3 separate regions of the Homo sapiens genome follow, and all the other regions are linked to region 1. Evidence: chromatin contacts called from ENCODE Hi-C or POLR2A ChIA-PET data. All regions are on one chromosome and are shown on one strand. The core of a region is the stretch at or near the end of the contact, and the rest is flanking DNA. Distances in the headings are between cores, read along the strand shown. Region 1 holds the start of TRIP4 (thyroid hormone receptor interactor 4). Region 2 holds the start of RPS27L (ribosomal protein S27 like). Region 3 holds the start of INTS14 (integrator complex subunit 14).

The links. Hi-C counts contacts between places; a loop is a spot of excess contacts on that map. ChIA-PET counts read pairs that join two places held with the same protein, here RNA polymerase II (POLR2A). Pooled maps may share reads with other maps.
Region 2: a pooled map shows a loop between it and region 1 (5-fold over the local background). The contact joins the promoter of RPS27L here to the promoter of TRIP4 in region 1. A Hi-C loop is called at or near these places in 1 of 50 pooled maps. POLR2A ChIA-PET finds 5 or more read pairs at or near these places in 2 of 52 experiments (CD4-positive, alpha-beta T cell and HEK293).
Region 3: a loop to region 1 is called in a pooled map, with 16 times the contacts of the local background. The contact joins the promoter of INTS14 here to the promoter of TRIP4 in region 1. A Hi-C loop is called at or near these places in 6 of 50 pooled maps. POLR2A ChIA-PET finds 5 or more read pairs at or near these places in 2 of 52 experiments (CD4-positive, alpha-beta T cell and activated B cell).

The regions. Positions count from the first base shown.
Region 1 is chr15:64,384,989-64,389,940 of GRCh38, forward strand. TRIP4 (thyroid hormone receptor interactor 4) reads left to right here and starts at 2,848. Exons shown (of 13, transcript NM_016213.5): 1 at 2,848-2,976. The coding sequence starts at 2,876. It also overlaps a transcript of PCLAF not described here. RefSeq lists enhancers at 2,563-3,063, 2,645-3,134, 3,064-3,564.
Region 2 is chr15:63,155,021-63,159,972 of GRCh38, forward strand. RPS27L (ribosomal protein S27 like) reads right to left here and starts at 2,457. Exons shown (of 4, transcript NM_015920.4): 1 at 2,380-2,457; 2 at 1,393-1,501; 3 at 601-711. The coding sequence starts at 2,385. RefSeq lists enhancers at 1,197-2,396, 1,681-1,770, 1,921-2,580, 1,976-2,549 and a silencer at 2,731-2,830.
Region 3 is chr15:65,608,869-65,613,820 of GRCh38, forward strand. INTS14 (integrator complex subunit 14) reads right to left here and starts at 2,263. Exons shown (of 12, transcript NM_001394796.1): 1 at 2,230-2,263. It also overlaps a transcript of SLC24A1 not described here. RefSeq lists an enhancer at 2,181-2,340.

The DNA.
Region 1 (4,952 bases), core at 1,598-4,097:
CCTGAGCTCAGGTGATCCTCTTCCAAGTAGCTGGGAACACAGGAGCTTGCCACCACACCTAGCTAATTTTTAGGTTTTTTTTGTAGAGACAGGGTCTCCTGATATTGCCCAGACTGGTCTCGAATTTCCGAGTTCAACCAATCCTCCCACCTCAGCCTCCCAAAATGCTGAGATTACCGGTGTGGGCTACGGTACCCAGCCACCTATGTTATTCTGGAGGACGTACTTATCATAACATGTATGACATACTAAATTATATTATATGAAAAAACTTAAGTCATAGTCTCTGCCTTCAAGCACTTAATGTTTTAGTTATGGAGACTGTTATGGTTAATTTTAGGTGTCAACTTGACCAGATTAAGAAATACCTAGAGGGCTTGTAATCCCAGCACTTTGGGAGGCCGAGGCGGGAGGATCACCTAAAGTCGGGAGTTTGAGACCAGCCTGACCAACATGGAGAAACCCCATCTCTACTACAAATACAAAATTAGCCGCGCATGGTGGCACATGCCTGTAATCCCAGCTACTCGGGAAGCTAAGGCAGGAAAATCGCTTGAACCCGGGAGGCGGAGGTTGTGGTGAGCCAAGATTGCACTATTGCACTCCAGCCTGGGCAACAAGAGGAAACTCCATCTCAAAAAAAGAAAAAGAAAAAAAAAAGAAAAAGAAAAAGAAATACCTAGATAACTTGTAAAGCATTGCTTCTGGGTGCCTTTGAGGGTATTTCCAAAGGAGACTGGCATGTGAGTCAGTGGACTGAGTGGGGCAGATCTGCTCTCAATGTGAGCGGGCACCATCCAATTAACCAAGGACCCAGAACAAAAAAGGTGAGAAAAAATATTTCTTCCTTCTGGAGCTGAGACACTCTTCTCAGACTTCTGCTCCCAGACATCAGAACTCCAGGCCCTCCACCTTGAGACTTGAAGATTTCACAACTTGGACTGAGCCAGCTACCAGCATTCCAGGGTCTCCTGCTTGCAGATGGCCTGTCATGGGTCTTTTCAGTCTCCATAATTTCCTGAGCCAATTCCCTAATAAATCTCCTCATAGATCTGTATCTATATCTATCTGTTATCTATCCTATTGGTTCTGTCTCTGGAGAACCCTAACACAGGGACTGAATAAATAAACAGGTAAATGACTTTGATACCTTACAATTATTATTAAATGTAGTGGAGTTTTACAAAGAAACAAAACTTGTACCCACAATTAATAAACATTCACAGAGTATTTTGACTTTTTCTTAAAAAAAAAAACCCTGGAAAATCATCTGCTTTCCAAATTAATGATATCTACGACAATCTAAATGGAATGTAAATCAATACACTTATGAGGTTTTGTTTTGTTTTTGTAAAAAGGCCTTGCTCTGTCGCCCAGGCTGGAGTGCAGTAGTGCAATCAGGGCTCACTTCAAGCTTGACCTTCCAGGCCCAAGTGATCCTCCCACCTCAGCCTTTCAAGTAGCTGAGACTACAGGCATGTGCCACCATGCCAGGCTAATTTTTTTCATTTTTGTAGAGATGAGGATTCTCCTTATGCTGCCCAGACTGGTCCGGAACTCCTGGGCTCAAGTGATCCTCTTGCCTCTGATTCCCAAAGTGCTGGCATTACAGGCATGAGCCACCACGCCCAGTGTGTGTGTGTGTGTGTGTGTGTGTGTTTGTGTGTGTGTCTCCGTGTGCGCTCGGGTGATCCTCCCGCCTCGGCCTCCCAAAGCGCTGGGATTACAGGCATGAGACACTGCGCCCGGCCAATACACTCATGATTTTAATTATAATATTTATGCCAATGAAAACACTAGCAAAAAGGTAAAACAGCTGCCAATTTAATGTGACCACTTAGTCTAAACAGGCTAGTAGAAATGAAGAACTTTTAACCTGCAAATGCAACAAAAAGCCAGAAATGAATGGGAAGACATTATGATCTCCAGAAAAGTTTGGCTAAATTTTCCCCAGCCCATTGTCTTAGCGGGGTAGGGAATTGCAGACAGCCCTTAAATACTGTCATTTTTGGTTGAGAACTCATGTGGAAAGTCCTCAAAGCCAAATTCCAACTCCTGTTTTACTGTTTTTTACCCTCGAGCTTGCTGAGTTGTCTTGGCTCTCCTGGAAAATACATGGCTCAAAAAATAAAATAGAAGTTTTAGCGGTGTGAATCTAGTAGTCGACTACAGGGGGTATTAAAAATAAACACTCCATCCCGGTTAACACGTGAAACCGCGTCGCTACTAAAAATACAAAAAAAATTAGCCGGGCGTGGTGGCGGGTGCCTGTAGTCCCAGCTACTTGGGAGGCTGAGGCAGGAGAATGGCATGAACCCGGGAGGCGGAGCTTGCAGTGAGCCGAGATCATGCCACTGCACTCAAGCCTGGGCGACAGTGCGAGACTCCGTCTCAAAATAAATAAATAAATTAATTAATTAATTAAAAAATTAAAACCACCACCAGAGCAAAAACTTACAGCGCTTACAATACCTTCCACGTGCTGTTTTATTTTACATAAAACCATGACGATTAAAAAGCTGGCCTCTCAGCTTTCCGGGTATTGGTTTGTTTTCCCCCTAAACTGTCGTTTTTATAGGCACTTGCACTGTCTTCTTAGCAGAATTGCCAATGGCCTTCCTCGAGTCCTACGTTTAGCGATTGGCAAGAATCATGCACTGACAGAGCTCGACTCCGGAGGGCACAAGGAAGTAGACAACAAAGCAGGAAGAAGCAGGAGGCGCACAGATGGGCGGGATCTGCACTGGAGGCGGTGCGACCTTGCGGGGCGGTGCAAGCTGGCGGAACCCGCGTGAGAGAGGTTGGTGTTGCGAAGGGAACTAGTCCGGTGCAGGACGTGGGGCTTTTGCAGCTCAGCTGGTTCCGGCTGGGGAAGATGGCGGTGGCTGGGGCGGTGTCCGGGGAGCCGCTGGTGCACTGGTGCACCCAGCAGTTGCGGAAGACTTTCGGCCTGGATGTCAGCGAGGAGATCATTCAGTGAGAACAGTTCGGGTCCAAGCGGGGAAGGAGCTCTGGGATGTGCACTGCCTGAGCGAACCGGGAAGCGGGGAGGACTGAAAAGTTAAGAGAGAAATGTGATAAAGGGGCTGCAGTCTGTAGTCTGTAGGCGTCGAATTTTGGCCTCCACCTTTGTAGTTTAGTTTCTGGAATAGGGTGTCCGGCTCCACAGTCTGCCGGTCGGGCTTTTTTCCTGGGAAGACGCCCAATCTGTAATAATTAGAAATGCAAGGCTGTCCCAGGAGCCAGTTTCCTTTCTAGAGAGAAGGGGCAGGTCAAACTGTATTTCCTAACTTTGAACCCCTTACTCTTTTATTTATTTATTATTATTGTTGTTATTATTGAGACGGAGTCTCTGTCGCCCAGGCTGGCGTGCGGTGGCGCGATCTTGGCTCACTGCAACCTCCGCCTTCCGGGTTCAGGTGATTCACCTGCCTGAGCCTCCCAAGTAGCTGGGATTACAGGCACGCACCACCACACCCGGCTAATTTTTAAAAATTTTTAGTAGAGTCAGTGTTTCACCATGTTGGCCAGGCTAGTCTCCAGCTCCTGATCTCAAGTGATCCGCCCGCCTCGACCTCCCAAAGTGCTGGGATTACAGGCATGAGCCACCGCACCCAGATATACTCTGAACATTTTAGTCGGCCCAATCTGAGTTGTGTCAGTAGAGCCAACAGGGTCAGCTGTGTCAATAGGACCTAGAATTTAAGTGGAAGCAGCGTGGTAGAGTACAAATAGCTTCTGACTCTGGAGTCTCAGGTTCTATATTCTGTTGTCGTTTACCTGTTTTAGAACCCAGGACAACTTAATTTTTCTCTCTGTACCCTGGTTTCTTCATTTATAAGATTAATCATTAGTAGAGCTTATCATGCTTTATGACTCCTATGAAATGGAGATGGTGTACATGACTTAATATCTACTTTCAACTGATTGAAGAACATTTGTTGCGCTGCTGTTACACGCCAGGTGCTGGGGTAACAAAGACAAGACAGTTGGGTTCCCCTTCGTTGATGAGTGCTGAGGTTGGGGAAATGAAGGGGCTTGTTGGAGCACAAAATAAAGGATTCTCATTAAGATTTGAAAAACTCGGAAGGTTTATTGGAAAGGATAACTTTCACCCGAGAACTAAGGAATAGACAGAGGTGGCGGTCCAAAGTGTTCAGGCAGGGGAGAAAACTACAAAAATGGGACTTGATCGAAGAACTGAAAGTGTTCCTTCATTTGATTCCTTGGTCACTGATGTTGAAACCTAAATTGCTGTTCTAGGGCTTTTGTAGGAAGTAAGATGAGTTTCTGAGTTTCGGAGAAAATAGACTTTTGGCAAGGAGACAGTTCAAGTAGGTTATTTTAATGGATTTTTTTGAGGCCCTAGGAGATGGCTCAAGCCCTTATTCCCAGCACTTTGGGAGGTAGAGGTGGGAGGATTGCTTGAGACTGGGAGTTGGAGACCACCCTGGGCAACATAGTGAGACCCTGTCTCTACAGAAATAAAAAAAGTAAACAACAAGATAAAGGATTTTTTTTAACACTAGAATAGACAACAAAACAAAACAGCGAAATCTTATGGTTTGGCTTTACCCTTGCTTGAACGCAGTCAGATTAAGTATTTAGTAGTTTTCAAACATTTTTTAAAGCAGTGGAATGCTATCAAATGAAATAATGAAACTTTGCAATATATAAAACAGAAAAGTGTTTTTTACGAATATAAGTTCAAAATTTTCACTTTTTTTTTTTTTTTTTTTTGAGACAGATTCTGTTGCCCAGGCTGGAGTGCAGTGGTGCGATCTCAGCTCGCTGCAACCTCCGCCTCCCACGTTCAAGCGATTCTCTTTCCTCAGCCCGAGCAGCTGGGATTACAGGCGCGCACCACCATGCCTGGCTAATTTTTGTATTCTTACTAGAGATGGGGTTTCACCATGTTGACCAGGGTGGTCTCGAACTCCTGACCTCAGATG
Region 2 (4,952 bases), core at 1,207-3,706, 1.2 Mb before region 1:
GCTCATGCCTGTAATCCCAGCACTTTGGGAGGCCGAGGCGGGCAGACCATGAGGTCAGGAGATCAAGACCATCCTGGCTAACACAGTGAAACCCCACCTCTACTAAAAATACAAAAAATTAGCCAGGCATGGTGGCACGCGCCTGTGGTCCCAGCTACTTGGGAGGCAGAGGCAAGAGAATCACTTGAACCGGGGAGGCAGAAGTTGCAGTGAGCTGAGATGGCGCCACTGCACTCCAGCCTGGGTGACAGAGCGAGACTCCTAATAAAAAAAAAAAATAATAAATAAATAAATAAATAAATCTGCATGTCCTATAACATGTAGTTATTCTTTTGCTTCTATTCTGACTTAATTTATTCCAAGTTAAGCAAACTAAGTGAATAAATGTGTTCTAAACTAAGAAAAATAAGTCAATGGAGTTCACTGCAAGGTCAAGAGTATAAATATATCCATTTGAACAGGCCATTCTTTACTGAAAGCACACAATGAAAGATAAGTTATTTTGGTAATCATTAAGATTTCTTTAAACTTTTCAGTGAAGATAGAGACATTTATAATCATCAATCTCATCACTGGGTTGGAGAATGCCAAATGATATACCTTCTGTGAGTCTGGCCTTTCCTCCTGTAGGCTGGCACAACACTGTTGAACAACCTACACAAAGAACCACTGTCTGAGCATGGCTGAAAACCGTGGTGATCTTGTAGCAACCTAAAAAAAAAAAAAGGCAATGTTAAAAATGAAAAGCAGAGGAAAACAGCACCTGTTCGACATTTCTGGTAATATGTAAAAAAATCAGTAACTTCAGTGCTATGAAACAGCAAGCCACATGTGTAACATAAACTTTTCTAGCAGCGACACAAAATTTTTTAAAAACAGGTAAAATCAATAATATATTTCATTAAACTTAATATTTCCAAAATATCATTTCAACATGTAATCAATGTATTTTTTTTCTGTGCTACATCGTCAAAATCCAGTGAGTATTTTACAATTAAAGAACATCTCTATTTTGAGTATCCACATTTTGATTATCCACAAGTGCTCAGTAGCCACATTCAGCTAATGGCCATTGTATTGGGCAGCACAGCTTTAGACTGAAGAATCAACAGACTTTTCTTTGTATCATGAAACAGAAAACTCATCGTCTGAAGAGCTTAAAGACTTGCTAAGTCAAATGGCATATCTCCTTTGAATGCCTGTTTTCACTTACCCCGAAATGTTTCTACAATGGTTTCAGTACATTTATTATGAAAATGTCCCTGACATTTCCAATTCTGTAATCCCACTTCTACTCAACAGAGGGTTCTAATGTATCTTAACTATACACACCACACTAGCAATCCCTACAGAAATTTTCTTTAGTAAAGGAATTAAGATTTCAAATTTTACCTGGACATTTTACATCCATAAAGTAAGAATTTGGACTTTGTACTAGGCGTTTCTTTTTATGTTTTTTCTTTTCCTCTTCCAAGGACGGATGTAGTAAATCTCTAGCCAACTGAACAAAGAAGCATATTATTACTATTAGTTTTAAACCACAACGCTGGCACATTTAACCATACGTGAAATATACATGCAAAAACAGGAATAACGGTCATCCTCGGCAGAAGCAACACGTCAGATAGTAAAGTTATTTTTCGAAACCTGTTAATAACTTTCATCAGTACTTTTCATAATACTTGTGTTCTCCAAGTCCCTAGAAAAGGGCTTTCGCACGATCAGGAAACATATGGTAAGGCAAACTTTGTCCTTCTTTACTCAACTGCGTAATGAACTGTCTTCGATGAAAACTGCGCGAAGTCGAGGTGCTAAGCAAAGAAAGTGACCCCGACTGTGGACTCGCTTAGAGTAGAAACTGCTGAAGTAGACCAGACAACGTCAGCGCCTGGGTGATTTTTGCTCCTGTGGCTCAACAGCTGATCTGACAGGAATTCTTGCTGAGCGACCGTCCTTGACGGAATTAATATATAAGGCAACAACGAGGACAGTTTTTAAAAAAGGAAAACAAGTAGGAAATCGCTTCCGAAAGAAGGCAGAGGGGGCGAGAAACACCAATCACTGGGAAAGCCAAAAGACCCAAAGATCACAACCTCAGGGGCATCCTCAAAGACCAAGACCGCTCATAAGCTACACAGAGAACTGTTCCCCTCCCAGCCACCGCCTCTGAATTGCAGCCCACGCCCCTGCAGGGCCAGCCGCGCCGCGGTGACCGGGCAAGTCACTACATGCCCGCCACGCGCGAAGACGCTGCGCAACCTGAGCCGCCTCGCCACTCTCGGACACTACAGGCCCGAGAGGCAGCCGGACTCATCCGTCCCATATGACTCTCGGTAAAGAAGCCCAAAACAAACCCGGAGCCCGATGTAAACAACTCACAGGCATGTTGATCCTCTTGCAAGCTCAGCCCTACCAGACCTCCCAGCCCACACAGCTAGCAAGCTGCAAGCGATCTGCGCTCGGCATCAACTTCCGGGATAGAAGCTGCTGGGAGGAGCGGCGGGGCGGGCTTGTCTGCTCTAGGCCCTCCTCTCGGTGGTAGGGGGACGCCGCAGCAGGGTACTCGGGTCCAGGGCGCAGGGAAGACCCGGGGATGGTGAGCGTTCCAGGGTGCCAAGTCCCGTGGGTCTAACGGGCTTGTTGGCGAGCGCCGCGGGCTCTGCAGTGCCTGAGGCCAGAATCTGGCTGGGGAGCGGCCTCGGGCTTAGGCCATGGCGAGGGAGCGCCCGCGGCCACCGGGGCCGGCGCCACCCCGGAACCCGGCGGGCCGCTCAGCCCCCGGCCCCCTGGCCCGGCCGCTCTCGGTTAGCTCTGGGGGTGGGCACACGGGGCAATGCCACTATTCTCTTCTTTTGTGTATTAAAAAATACAGTATTATTAACCATTAATACGTGCCAGAGAGATTATGAAAGAGGCTCGTATCCTTTTGGCTTCCCTTTTCAAGGCGCAGATTTCGAAGTTTTCTGCGGGGTATGGCTGTGCCTTAGGTTTGCTTTGTTCTGAAAAAAAGTTTTTAAAACAGCACGGATTCGCTGCTGTGCCTCATTCACTAAGAGGCCCCACCCCTTCCGAGGATTACTCGTCCTTTGCAGAGTGGACAACTAGGGGGCCTGAGAAAGGCGAATGTCACCGATGACCGAACATGAGTCTTTATCATTATTATTATTTGAGACAAGGTCTCGCTTTTTTGCCCAGGCTGGAATGCAATGGTGCCATCACAGCTCACTGCAGCCTCGACCTCCTGGGCTCAAGCGATTCTCCCGCCTCAGCCTCCCGAGTAGCTGGGACCACAGGAACACGCCATTATTCTTTTTTTTTTTTTTTTTTTCCTTGGAGACAGGGTCCTGCTATATTGCCCAGGCTTGTCTCCAATTCCTAGGCTCAAGAAGTCCTTCCACCTCAGCCTCCCAAGTAGTTGGGACTACCGGCGCGTGACAGCATGCTCTATTTTTGAGGAGGAAACTCTATGCTTGAAAAATGGGTGTCATGGGCGACCAAAAGGCAAGAAACCAGAAAGACACTTTACCAGAAAATTGGTCTAACTGGATTTTTTTTTTTTTTTTTTTTTTTTTTGGCAGAGTCTTGCTCTGTCACCCAGGCTGGAGTACAGTGGCGCGATCTTGGCTCACTGCAACCTCCGCCTCCTGGGTTCACGCGATTCTCCTGCCTCAATCCTCCCAAGTACCTGAGATTACAGGTGTCCATCACCATGTCCGGCTACTTTTTGTGTTTTTAGTAGAGACGGGGGATGGTGGGGGGGGGGTTCACTATGTTGGCCAAGCTGGTCTCGAACTCCTGACCTCAAGTGATCTGCCCGCCTTGGCCTCCCAAAGTGTTGGGATTACAGGCGTGAGCCACCGCGTCCCGCCCTGACTTGATGTTCTTAATCACCTTATTTGTCTTTGCAAAAAGGATACATGTATAATATACATTTTGGGAAATGCAGAAAAATAGAAGAAAATTTACCATCTGTAAATAAACATTTTTAACTTTTGACCTATATCCTTCCCAATATTTTTTACTCTCTTGGATATAGGTTTATTTTGGGTTTTGACTTAACCTAATTGGGATCATCTTGTGCATAATCTTTTGTAGACTTGAATTTTCCTCCCACTTACTATAAAATGAGCATCACTCCATGTCACTACATATTCTTTTTTTTTTTTAAATAAGGTCTCACTGTGTTGCCCAGGCTGGAGTGCAGTGGCACAATCTTGGCTCACTGCAGCCTCGACCTCCTGGGCTCAAGCAATTGTCCCCCCTCAGCCTCCTGAGTAGTTGGGACTGCAGGTACAAGCCACCACGCCTGGCTAATTTTTGTAATGTTTGTAGAGATGGGGTTTCGCCATGTTGCCCAGGCTGGAATATTCTACATTATGCTTCTTAATGGGCATATAGCATTTGTCCTGTGACTATATATATTTTCACTTCAGCCATACACTAAATTGGGCATTAGGTTTGGGTTTTTAAATATTTGATACTTAAAAATTAATAAAAATTGGTGAATATTAAATATTTAATGTATATAAGTATATAGAATAATACAATTGTATACACAGAATAGTGGCCCCCAAAGACATCAGTGGCCTAATCCTCAGAACCTTTAGTTACATGGCAAGTGGAATAAAGGTTGCTGATTAGCTGATTTAATCTAGAAGGAGTATCCTGGATTATCTGTGTAGGCCCAGTGGAATCACAAGGGTTCTTGAAAGTGGAAGAGGAAGACAGAAGAGCGAGAAGGAGATGTGGTAATGGAAGGTCTGAGAGGTGCTATGTTGATGGCTTGTAGATGGAAGAGGGCCATGAGCCAAGGAATGTGGGCAGCGTCTAGAAGCTGGAAAAGGCAAGGAAATGGACTCCCTCCTGGATCTCCCAAAGAGGGACACAGCCCTGCCAACATCTCAACTTTAGCCCAATAAGACCTGGCTCAGACTTCTGTCCAGAACTGTAAG
Region 3 (4,952 bases), core at 1,013-3,512, 1.2 Mb after region 1:
AATGTGTCATATTCTAAAATTCCATTTGTTCTTTTTTGTTTTTGAGACGGAGTCTTGCGACATCTGTCGCCCAGGCTGGAGTGCAGTGGCGCGATCTCCGCTCACTGCAAGCACCGCCTCCCGGGTTCACGCCATTCTCCTGCCTCAGCCTCCCGAGTAGCCGGGACTACAGGCGCGAGTAGCCAGGACTACAGGCGCGTGTCACCACACTCGGCTAATTTTTGTATTTTTAGTAGAGATGGGGTTTCACCACATTGGCCAGGCTGGTCTCGAACTTCTGACCTCGACATTGGCCAGGCTGGTCTCGAACTTCTGACCTCGTGATCCACCTGCCTCTGCCTCCCAAAGTGCTGGGATTACAGGCGTGAGCCACCGCGCCCAGCCAAAATTCCATTTGTAAGTAGGCTGTTTCGAACTCAGAATACACTGGTTCATGGAAACAATGTTTACAACTCAGGTTGTAAGCATAGGCGTAAAAGAAGAAACTGAAAGTTCCTGAAGGATGGTTCACTCAAGCAGTATAGGCCCGACTGAAAAAAAAAAAGTGAGGTCCTGCACAATATTGGTTCAACTACACTATATTAGACCATAACATACGCTCACTAAGGGCAGGGACCATGCCACATTTTGCCCATGATGTCTCCTCAAAACTTATCACAGTAACTGGCACATAGTAGGTGCCCAACAATTTGATAACAACTGATGAACTACCCCTAAATCACCAGATATACCATATATTATTTAGCAAAATACATTATAAATGTTAACTCTGGACACCAGAAACACATTTCCTCTTCTCCTCATTCAAGCAGACATATGGGGGACTCCCTCACGTCTGCCCAGCTCCTGTGGTAGTCCCATTCATGCAGGGAGGCCTTTTTACAAGTTGAGGATCATGAGGAGTACTGCCCTCACCTCTTAGGAGAATGGGAGGAAACAGTTTACACAGACTTAGATCAAATACAAAAAAGCACTTTCAGCCCGTGAAATCTGCTGTTGACAGTGATGACAGCTGGCAGTCTTGCCTTCTCTGAAGACACCTCTGGAGCTGGCTCTTTCTCCCAAGTGATGCATTTGTGTCGACTCCCAAATGCACCTCATTAACAGTTACAAAGTCGTGGGAGATCAATTTAGTACTCAGGTTGGAGTAAAGGAGGGAACTGAAAGTTCCTGAAGGATAGTTCACTCAAGCAGTATAGGCCTGATTAAAAAAAAAAAAGGCCAGGCACGCCTTTAATCCCAGCACTTTGGGAGGCTGAGGCGGGCAGATCACCCGAGGTCAGGAGTTCGAGACCAGTCTGACCAACATGGTGAAACCCCATCTCTACTAAAAATACAAAAATTAGCCAGATGTGGTGGCGTGCGCCTGTGGTTCTAGTACTTGGGAGGCTGAAATAGGAGAATTGCTTGAACCCAGGAGGCAGAGGTTGCAGTGAGCCGAGATCGCGCCACTGCTCTTCAGCCTGGGCGACAGAGCGAGACTCCGTCTTGGGTGGGGGGGAATCCCTGCCCACCACAGTCTACCAATTTTGTGAGCACAACACTATGTATTCCTCACTTGGGTGGATTCTGAGCCCCCAAGTCTCCCACCCCCACCCCCTTCCCACGTGTACTGTTCAAACAACTAGGGCTCTTCTTTCTCAGGAACAGTCTGAGAAATAGGCCCTAGCCACCTATTTGGCCTTGAATACCAAGTGTCCATCAGCTAGACGTTTGTAATTCTTCCCTGAAGGTGATAATTAGCTCATTCATAAAGAACTGATTCTCAGCAGTCTCGCTCTCAAAGCAGGATTCTACCTGAATTTCTAGTGCCTCACCTGCTCTTTGGCTTTCCCGTCAGCCTCCGGGAGTCCCTCCCCAGTTCTCAGATATAATTTCATCTCTAAAAGTCCAGACTGAAAATCACATCTGGGAGATGTATTTTTACCTTAAAAATCAGTCAAGAAAATGTGGGATCTGGAAGTCTCTCTTGGAAAGAGGGGGCAGAGGGGAGCTGAGCAGAGGGCGAAATCGTGCAGTTTACGCGGAGCTGGGGACCCCGAGCCTCAGAGCGAGGGGAGGCCGGGAGCAGCGCCCCGGAACTGGCGCCTCACAGACAGCGCGGGGCGGCCGCCACGGTGGCGGGAAGGCCAAGCGCTGGCCCTGGGTTGTTCTTCACCCATAACCCCTTCACCTGTAACCCCAACAAGCAGCGAAAGGCAGTCCCGGGCCCTCGGCCTCCCCACTCACCCCGTGCCCATCGCCGGACACAGTCCGTCGGCATAAACTTTCCGTCGGCATAAACTTTCCGTCCGCGCGCCACAGCCGGAACTATAAGGCCGCGCGACAGAAGGGAATCCGGCGCCTGCACTCCGCGCTGGGCGGGGCGGTCCTTGGAGAGCTTCAGGGTCGCCCGGGCAGGGTTCTGGCTCATCCCGGAGGGACGCTAGGGGGCGCGGCCTCTCTTCGCGATGGCCAATCCGCGGCCACCCCTCTCCTCCCACAAATCCCCAACTTCTCTCGAGCCTTGGCTGGGTTTCCTGCCGTGTCTCTCTGCATTGCCCTGAATCTCTCCCCATTCTCGGGCTCTTTCCTTCCCCTTCTGCCCCACTGACCCATGGGCCTCACCTGGCCCGGTGACTCTGTGTCCGCTTCACACTTTTGTCCCCTCACTCCCCTGGGCCCCGTCGGTGCACGAGCCCAACCCTTCCTGCTATTTTCCTCGTCACTCTTTAGCCCCCTCTCTCGTATCCTCTGAACCGGTTGACAGAATCCTCTTCCTGTTCTTTTTAAACTGCAATTCCTGAACTACAAATCCTGGCCGGGCGTGGTGGTTCAGGCCTGTAATCCCAGCACTTTGGGAGGCCAAGGTGGGCGGATCGCTTCAGGTCAGGAGTTTGAGACCAGCCTGGGAAACATGGTGAAACCCCGCTCTCTACTAAAATACAAAAATTAGCCGGGCATGGTAACGAGTGCCTGTAATCCCAGCTACTTGGGAGGCTAACGCACGAGAATCTTGGGGGGAAAAACCCCAAAACTGTAATTCCTGGCTGAGGTATGCTTTGTATATCCTTCTTAGCTGACCTGAGCCCAATTTACCTCAAGACTTGGCCTCTTGGTCTCCTCAGCCCAAATGCTCACTTTATTTCCCCTATCCCCTCTTTGAGGGAAGCAGAGGGCCCTCGTTCCTCTCACCCTGGACAAGGCATGCGTGCTCAGATTTCCCTGTAAGGCAACATGGGCTCTTGCCTGCCACTCTGGCCACCTGGTGTCTCCATTGTAGTCTGTGCCTCAGTGAGGTCCTTAAGAGGGCAAGAGGTGACTTTCTTTCTAACCATGTAGGGAGCCAGGGAATCCCAGCTAGAGATAGGCTTAGATGGATGCCAGCAGGCCCCTGGGTAGTTACGGTTCAAAGAACAATGTGGAACCACATAGGTTACAAAGTGAGTACAGAAAGGCCTCTAGAAGGCCTCAGGCATTTGCCTTTTTCTTTTAGCTGATAGGATGGGGCGAGATTAGGAGATGGGACGAGGAAGGAGGATGCTTTGAACTGAACAGACAAATCTGTCTGACTTCTCACAGCTTGTTATGTGGGAGATTGTGGGGCCAGTTGCTTGTAGTTTTTTCCTGTCCCTGGGAATATCCCTGCCAGCACTGGGGCCAGGGCCCTGCAGACTGCCCTATTTGCTTCAAAACTTCTTTCCCCAACCTGGCTGATCTCACCATGTCAAGACCTAGTTATGCTTGAGCAGGCATTGGGCTCCAGGTAAGTAAGGCTGCAGCCTGATAACTTAGTCATGATTTCTAATCTTGCCCTATTGGGAGGGATGTGGCCAAGAATGTGTGGGTAAGCAAGTGTCTAGTTACCCCTAATGTGACAACGACTTAGCCATAGGGTTACTGTCCTCGTGGTAATTCTGGCTCAGTTGCAGGGTCTGATTCATTACCTTACCCAACCCTAAAGCTTAAGTTAGTTCACTGATGGATGATCAAATCTTGTGACCTAGTTCTTCTGAATAACAGGCTTTGGGAGACTTGGAAAGCAAAAAATCAATATATTAAATTGATGATAAAAGGCACAGCTACCAGGAGGACTGTGTTACTTAGGGCAACTAGTTTGTTTGTTTGTTTTTCCTCCTTAGTGGAATCCCATTACAAATCAGAAGGTTGTTCAGTGACTATAACATCAGAGAACATCAGCACAAAGGTTAGAAGGTTTTAAAGGGGGTGTCTTTCAAGCCATCACTGGCTGATGAATTTCTTTTCCCCACTCAAACGACCCTCAGCATTTGCGTGTTTCCACACACACATTAAAGGAAATCAATAAATAGTTTCCTTTGCATAATCTCTCATTCCCTTTATTTTTTCCTGCCTTGAAACAGTGGACTGCTGTCCCAAAGGCTTTGAAAGGCAGTGTTTGATCCCCAGTCTGACAGAGGAAAGGTTTATGACAGAAAAACCATGGCTCTCACAGGGGCTAGGTACTGGGGAGCTCAAAGGGAAGTCTAGATATCTCAATCTCCCAGAGCACGTGTTGAAAATGCAGATTCCCAGACCTTGCCAAGTGAAATGGAAATGAAATTTCATGACTTCGTGCTTGAGAATCTTTGCTGTTAAGTTCCCAGGGTGATTTTGTGTGTGTGTGTGTGTGTGTGTGGTGACAGGGTCTTTGTCACCCAGGCTGGAGTGCAGTGGCATGGTCATGGCTTCTTGCAGCCTTGACTTCCTGAATTTAAGCAATCCCCCCCAACCTCAACCTCCCACGTAGCTGGGACTACAGGCATGTGCCACCATGCCTGGCTAATTTTTAAATTTTTTGTAGAGATGGGGGTCTCACTATGTTGCCCAGAGTGGTCTTGAACTCCTGATTTCAAGCGATCCTCCCTCCTTGGCCTCCCAAAGTGCCAGGATTACAGGCATGAGCCACTACATTTGGCCCCAAGATGATTTTTCATCTACAGAGATAAGGGATA